Linked DNA regions of Homo sapiens: regions 2 and 3 are each linked to region 1. Evidence: read pairs that join two places in POLR2A ChIA-PET (ENCODE). Cell type or tissue: CD4-positive, alpha-beta T cell. All regions are shown on one strand. Region 1 overlaps ERN1 (endoplasmic reticulum to nucleus signaling 1). Region 2 overlaps GNA13 (G protein subunit alpha 13). Region 3 has its middle 6.3 kb from the start of PECAM1.

Region 1 (2,500 bases):
CTGAAAGTTTAACTCTCTCAGCTGCTTAGTTTGGAAACCACACAGTGCTGTTCAGTTAGGCCTTGGCCTTTTCTGCATCCCAGCTAGACACTTGACTCCCATCCAAAGCAAATGTCATGGTTGCCTTTATTGACTTAATATCAGGAAACATAACAGCCGATAGACTGGTTAGAAGGAACTGTATGGTTGATGGATTATTGCTGACCTACACACAGGTAAACGAAGTATAACAGAATTTGGAATGATTTACTGGTGGACTGAAATCTTTAAAACAGTAAGACTTTTGTTTGTGTCTATGGCTGATGTTTTAATTCAGTTCTGAATGTTCTTCCACAGACAGGAGACTAAAAGTAGTGAAATATTTGTTACTCACTGTTCAGGTGGCTGTATAGAAATCTCCATATTTGGGTATAAGTACTTTGCTGCAGTATGTGTAAATGAGATGAGGGTCAGGGAACAGGGTTTGATTTGAATAAAAATCTGTTTTGTAGGCCAGCCGCTCAAGCCTGTAATCCCAGCACTTTGAGAGGTGAGGCGGGAAGATTGCTTGAGCCCAGGAGTTCAACACCAGCCTGGGCAACATAGTAGGACCCCATCTCTACAAAAAATGAAATAAAAAGCCAGGCATAGTGGTGCATGCTTGTAGTCGCAGCTACTCGGGAGGCTGAGGTGGGAGAATCGCTTGAGCCCAGGAGGTCGAGGCTGCAGTGAGCCATGATTTGTGCTGCTGTACTCCAGCCTGGGTGACAGAGCAAGACCCTGTCTCAAAGAAACAAAACAAAACAAATTTTTTTTGTATCTGTCTTAATTAAGTCTTTACTTAACATAACTTCAAAGATAGTCCTTTGTGAGCGGAGAGTTGAGCCCCTCCTGATCATTGTGAGGCTTTTACTCTGAGGGCTTGCTTTAATCATTGAGAGAGTTTTATGTCATGGACCTTTGCACTTACTGGGCACTGATTTCAGTGTTCTACTGCTTTGGTGAATTTTTGATGTCTTTTTGGCCATGATCGGACAGTCTCCTACTATGTGATGAAATGGTATTAGAAAGCGGTACTCTGCTGGCTGCCTTTATAAAGCAGAGAATCACAAATGCCCAGGCTTTGAGTTTATAGTCTGAGACAGATAATATTGCTGCAAGTAGAAGAATTGTAGACACAGATGTCCTTGTTTTGAATATCCTTTAGTGCCTTTCAAGGGTCTGTGTTATAGAATACCATTTTGAGGTACTTCTTCCTGTTGTTTTGATGTTACTGCACAGGTTGAGTGAGAGAGAGCTTGTGTGTGTGTATAAGAAACCCTGTAGGACTGGTGTCCTATGAGAGAAAGAGACAGCGAGCTTGTGTGTGTGTGTGTGTGTGTGTGTGTGTGTGTGTGTGTGTGTGTGTGTAAGAAACCCTGTAGGACTGGTGTCCTGTTATGGCATGCCAGAAAGTGTCTTACTGGTATTTCTTAAAATCAGCTGATCCATCCTGTGGCTTTCAGCCGGTTATAGCCAGCAGAATAATCCAGTCTATTTGCCATTACTCATTATTAACCCCTACTTTCTTATCCATCTAGACAGCACCCCTCACCACATCCACATGTGTGGTGGATCAGCCTTATCTTGCTTTTTTTGATAGGTGCTTTGGCATAGGCACATTCCCCTGTGTGGCATGCCCTTCCCACCTCCAAGCATGATTGCCAAGGTTAATAATTATAAGCTCTAATTCCTTAGCACATTCTAATCCACTTGAAATCATTATTCTACATTTAGCAACATGCACTTTTAATTGTTCTCAAGATTTCATATGTCCTAACTGGGCAGTAAAACAAAATATCTTGGAAATCTTTCTTATATAATCCTTCTCTCACTTGCATAACTTGTTTCAAGTCTTACCTTTAATACTGTAATATGTATTCAGTAGCCAACTAAAAGGAACCCTTAACGCCAATTTATTGCTTTACCTCTGTGCCAACCATCCAGTAGATTTGAGTCCTGGCAAGGAACCCTGCACTGCAAAAGGCAGCCTGGCTGTTGTTGGCAGGTTGCGGGTTCCAGGAACTGAGGTACACATGGTATTGTATGATATTCTATTGTCCTTGCTCAAATTATGTAAGTATTTTTAGTTTGGAGGAATGGTTTTCTTTCTTTTTTTTTTTTTTGAGTTGGAGTTTTGCTCTTGTCGCCTAGGCTGGACTGGAGTGCAACGGCACCATCTCGGCTCACTGCAACCTCCGCCTCCCAGGTTCAATCGATTCTCCTGCCTCAGCTTCCCAAGTAGCTGGGATTACACCATGCCTGGCTAATTTTTGTATTTTTAGTAGAGACAGGGTTTCACCACGTTGGCCAGGCTGGTCTCGAACTCCTGATCTCAGGTGATCTGCCCACCTTGGCCTCCCAAAATGCTGGGATTACAGGCGTGAGCCACTGTGCCCGGCTGTTTTCTTAACCTTAAATAAATAAAACTAAAGTTGGGATTATGCAATATAACAGTAATCCAATGAACACAGAGGACTAT
Region 2 (2,500 bases), 910 kb before region 1:
AAATCCTTTCCTTTTAATATTTTAGCTGTGCAGAAGAGAGCATTGAATACAAATGTCACTTGTTCAGTAACTGGGTCGATAAGCTGCTAAGCCTCTCTCTGTATGACTATGAATTTAATAGAAATTATTTTCTAACTTTTGTTCTTAGCTTTTCTGTTACCTTCAAGCTTAGGACTCCAGACCCATTTTGTCTTTACAAGCAAAGGATGTTTATAACAAATTATTGTTGTGAAGTGGGGGCAACATTGAAGCCATTCCCAGCTTAGACACCATTTTGTAAAACTCGTAAGAAATATGGTTCGTGGAACCTCATAGACTTCTAATACTCAAAGGGTCACTGAAGCTCACCTAATATTGTTTGTTGACTTTGTCAGTAATAAAGTCTATCTTGGGGCTGGAACCCAGGTACACTGGCTGCTATGCCATTTAAATGGAACTGAAATATCCACAAGGCTAAAGAAATATTGGAACACTTTTCAGAGTGCCATGCTACTTTTACTCTTCAGCCTTACTACAGTAACCTAGAAACTTACCTGTAGTGTTCTGAACAGAGAAAAAAGAGCTAAGGGCCGAATAAAATAATCTTAAGTTTTTAAAGTGTTAACTGTGAAATGAAATTTCTTTGAAATTTTATTTTTAAAATTTCCAGGCCGGTCATGGTGGCTCACACCTATAATCCCAGCACTTTGGGAGGCCGAGACGGGTGGATCACCTGAGGTCAGGAGTTCAAGACCAGCCTGGCCAACATGGGGAAACCCTGTCTCTACTAAAAATACAAAAATTAGCCAGGCGCGGAGGCACACACCTGTAATCCCAGCTACCCCAGAGGCTGAGGCAGGAGAATGGCTTGAACCCGGGAGGTGGAGGTTGTATTGAGCCAAGATCGCGCCATTGCACCCCAGCCTGGGCAACAGATTGAGACCCTGTCTCAAAAAAAAAAAAAATTCCCTTCAGTAACATAAAATGAACTGGGAAAAATATGAGAGCCTCAAGTTACAACCAGCAAAAAGTGAGTCTTAAACCCATAATATTCTTGCACAATACATTAAATCCTTTATTTATTAGCAAAGAACGTGGAAGCAACACCGCTTGAATGAGTCACAACAAAAGCAGATTTAGGATTAACAAACACATGGCCTATGAGGAAAGGAGAACTTAACTTGAAATCAGTGGAACTAACTGAAATTGTTGCACAGGGCAGAACTTAAGCGGTTGGTTATCCATTGAACCACTGAACTTCTTCATGTAACTCTGGGGGAAATGGAGACCTGGAGGAGTTTAGAGACTTGGCCAGATCACTCCTTGTTAGAGAAAGGACTGAAATTCACATCTGTTCCTTAACATTAATATTAGAAAACAAGAAGACTTTGATCACTTCTGAAATTGTTAAGAAAAAAATATTGAAGGGTAACTTCCTCCCAGTAATTCATATTTTATCTGCCAGACACTTTAGGAAGGTAGGAGGAGAGGATACCAGTTGCCTCGTACTGAGCTTTGTATAAAATTTGAATGAGGACACTAAACACAAAAAGAAGTGATCAGAAGCTGTTGAGCTTATTGAGTCCAGAGACATCATCATTTGTTTCCATGTCTTCCGTTTTTATTTTTTTAATTTTTCTGTTTTTAATTTTTGTGGGCACATAATAGATTCATATATTTCTGGCGTACATGAGCTGTTTTGATAGAGGCATGCAATGCGTAATAATCACTCATGGAAGATAGGGTATCTCTCCCTTCAGGCATTTATCCTTTATGTTACAAACAATCCAATTATACTCTTTTGGTTATTTCTAAATGTACACTTAAATTATTAGTGACTATAGTCACCCTGTTGTGCTATCAAATACTGGTCCATATTCATTCACTTTAACTATCTTTTGTACCTATTAGCCGTCCCCACCTCCTGCCACCCCAACCCTTGCTGCCCTTCCCAGCCTTTGGTAACCATCCTTCTTTCTATCTCCATGGGTTCAATTGCTTTGATTTTTAGCTCCTACCAATAAGTGATAGCATGCAATGTTTGTCTTTTTGTGTCTGTCTTACTTCACTTAACATAGTGACCTACACTTCCATATATGTTGTTGCAAATGACTGAATCTCATTCTTTTTTATAGCTAAATAGGACACCATTCTGTATGTGTATCACATTTTCTTTACCCATTCATCTGTTGATGGACACTTAGGCTGCTTCCAAATCTTGGCTTTTGTGAAGAGTGCAGCAGTAAACGTGGGGGTGCAGATATCTCTCTCCTCCATATACTCATTTCCTTTCTTTTGGGTATATACCTAGCAGTGCCATTGCTGGATCATATTGTGTGATCTTGAGACCAAAAAATTATAGAACTGCTACTTTCAAGCTTTGTGACTCAAAGTGTGGTCCCAGGCACTCCTTGAATTGCAGAAACTGGGGTCCCACCCAGACCTACTAAACCGGAGCCTGCAGTGTGAGGAGATCTTCACATGATGCCCAGGCATACTAAATGAGGTGCTGCTTCAGGAA
Region 3 (2,500 bases), 290 kb before region 1:
TTTCTGTGCAGTTAACGAGTCGCTATGTTTCGGATCTGCGTTACTTCCCCGGTATTTGAAGGCAGGAGCACTGCAGGTAGGAATAACTGTGTGTCTGTCCTCCTTCAATTCTGCTTGGCTGAGAAGAAGCGAACAACACCATGGGAGAAACAGGGTCCTGGGTGAGTTTGTTAAGCCTGGTGGGAACTCCTGGGGTCCCTTGGTTATGTAGGAGTCAGTCTCTTGATCAGTTACCAAGAAGCCAAAGCCGTGTGGGAACCTTTGCCTCAACCCAATCAAGGAATCCACCAAGGTCAAGGGGAAGAAGTGAGGAGAAAGGAGAGGCCCACAAACGAATAAAAACCCATTCAATTTACTATATTGAAAAAGGCCAGGCCAGGCATAGTGGCTCATGCCTATAATCCCAGCACTTTGGGAGGCTGAGGCTGGAGGATCTTCTGAGACAAGAAGCTGGATTCCAGCCTGGGCAAGACCCTGTCTCTACAAAAAGTAAAAAATTAGCTGTGCGTGGTGGTGCACACCTGTAGTCCCAGCTACTTGGGAGGCTGAGGTGGGAGGATTGCTTGAGCTCAGGAGTTTGAGGCTGCCGTGAGCCATGATTGTGCCACTGCACTCCAGCCTAGGAGACAGAGTGAGACCCTGTCTCAAAAAAAAGATGTTGGCTGGGTGCGGTGGTTCATGCCTGTAATCTCAGCAGTTTGGGAGGTTGAGGTGGGCGGATTGCTTATGGTCAGGAGTTTGAGACCAGCCTGGCCAACATGGTGACATCCCATCTCTACTAAAAATACAAAAATTAGCTGGGCATGGTGGTGCACACCTGTGATCCCAGCTACTCGGGAGGCTGAGGCAGGAGAGTTGCTTGAACCCAGGAGGCAGAGGTTGCAGCAAGCCAAGATTGCGGCACTGCACTCCAGCCTGGGCCACAGAGCAAGACCCTGTCTCAAAAAAAAAAAAAAAAAAAAAAAAGGCCAGGCGCGGTGGCTCACGCCTGTAATCCCAGCACTTTGGGAGGCCGAGGCGGGCGGATCACGAGGTCAGGAGATCGAGACCATCCTGGCTAACACGGTGAAACCCTGTCTCTACTAAAAATACAAAAAATTAGCCAGGCGTGGTGGCAGGTGCCTGTAATCCCAGCTACTCCAGAGGCTGAGGCAGAGAATTGCTTGAACCTGGGAGGTGGAGGTTGCAGTGAGCCGAGATTGTGCCACTGTGCTCCAGCCTGGGCAACAGAGAGAGACTCTGTCTCAAAAAAAAAAAAAAAAGAAAAAGAAAAAAGACACACCAAAGATAATGATAATAATAATAAAAGGTACATACTGTATGAATCTTTACAAAATTCCAGAACATGGAAACTAATCAGAAAGCAGATCAATCTTTGCAGTGGGGAGGGTGCAGAGGGCAAGGGAGACGAGGGGCATAGGAACCTTTTGGGGGTGGTGGATGTGTCTGCTTCCTTGATTGTGGAGGTTGTTTCATCAGTATACACATGTCAACACTTTTCTGAGTGTATACTTTAAACACAGCTTATTTTATGTCAATTATATAATACTTCATAAAGCTGAACAGAAATTCAATTTCTTAATTAAAATTTTAAAGGTAATACTGCCGGGCACGGTGGCTCCCGCCTGTAATCCCAGCAGTTTGGGAGACCAAGGTGGGTGGGTGGATCACCCGAGGTCAGGAGTTCAAGACCAGTCTGGCCAACACGGTGAAACCCCATCTCTACTAAAAATACGAAAATTAGCTGGGCATGGTGGCACATGCCTGTAGTCCCAGCTACTCAGGAGGCTGAGGCAGGAGAATCACTTGAACCCTGGAGGTGGAGGTTGCAGTGAGCTGAGATAGTGCCACTGCACAACAGCCTGGGCAACAGCGCAAGACTCCATCTCAAAAAAAAAAGAAAAAAGTGAAAGGGTAATACAGTCACATGATTTAAATAACAAAAGTACAGAAAGCTTTACAAAGAAAAGTCCCCAACTGCTCAGTTTCTGCCACCCACCCCTCTGCCACAGATAATAAGAATCCTTTGCATCCTTACTGACTTTCTACAAGTTAATGTTTACCCTCCCCTACTGATTGTAAAGTATTCTAGTCTACTGTAAATAGCAAGTCAAACAAACGTTAATAACCTTAGAGTGTGAGGTAAACCCTGGACAGGCATGCAGTACTCATTTTTGCCTATTTCCAATTTCAGATACTTTTTCTTACATTATGGAAACTATCTGTTCATATTCTTTGCCCATTTTTCTATTGGATTGTTGGTCTTTTCTTTTTCTTCTTCTCTTTTATTTTCTTTCTTTTAATCAGGCAGCCTCCCAAGCCAGAGTAGCTTAGACAGACTCCCGAACTTTTTCTTCTTAATTTATGAGTGTTCTTCACACACTAGGGAAGTTAGCTCTTTGTCCGTGATGTGAGTTGCAAACATTTTTTCCAGTTAGTAGTTTTTCTCTTGACTAATTTTTTTTTTTTTTTTTTTGGCAAAACAGAACTTTTTTTTCAT

The links. Peaks named below come from ENCODE experiments on the same cell type or tissue, not always from the same donor. Only the 100,000 strongest peaks of a DNase experiment are listed, where the experiment ranks them.
Region 2: POLR2A ChIA-PET joins it to region 1 with 9 read pairs; 1 of 35 experiments calls an interaction of 5 or more read pairs at or near these places.
Region 3: POLR2A ChIA-PET joins it to region 1 with 8 read pairs; 2 of 35 experiments call an interaction of 5 or more read pairs at or near these places.

Annotation. Positions count from the first base shown.
Region 1 is chr17:64,105,605-64,108,104 of GRCh38, reverse strand. All of the region lies in intron 1 of ERN1 (endoplasmic reticulum to nucleus signaling 1), which reads left to right. Among named protein-coding and RNA genes, the nearest start is that of ERN1, 23 kb to the left of the region's middle. In CD4-positive, alpha-beta T cell, no CTCF peak of the experiment used is centred here; a DNase peak (open chromatin) is centred at 1,344; H3K27ac peaks cover 937 bases.
Region 2 is chr17:65,019,099-65,021,598 of GRCh38, reverse strand. All of the region lies in intron 2 of GNA13 (G protein subunit alpha 13), which reads left to right. Among named protein-coding and RNA genes, the nearest start is that of GNA13, 36 kb to the left of the region's middle. In CD4-positive, alpha-beta T cell, no CTCF peak of the experiment used is centred here; a DNase peak (open chromatin) is centred at 1,118.
Region 3 is chr17:64,395,890-64,398,389 of GRCh38, reverse strand. No RefSeq gene overlaps it. Among named protein-coding and RNA genes, the nearest start is that of PECAM1, 6.3 kb to the right of the region's middle. In CD4-positive, alpha-beta T cell, no CTCF peak of the experiment used is centred here; no DNase peak of the experiment used is centred here; H3K4me3 peaks cover 2,009 bases.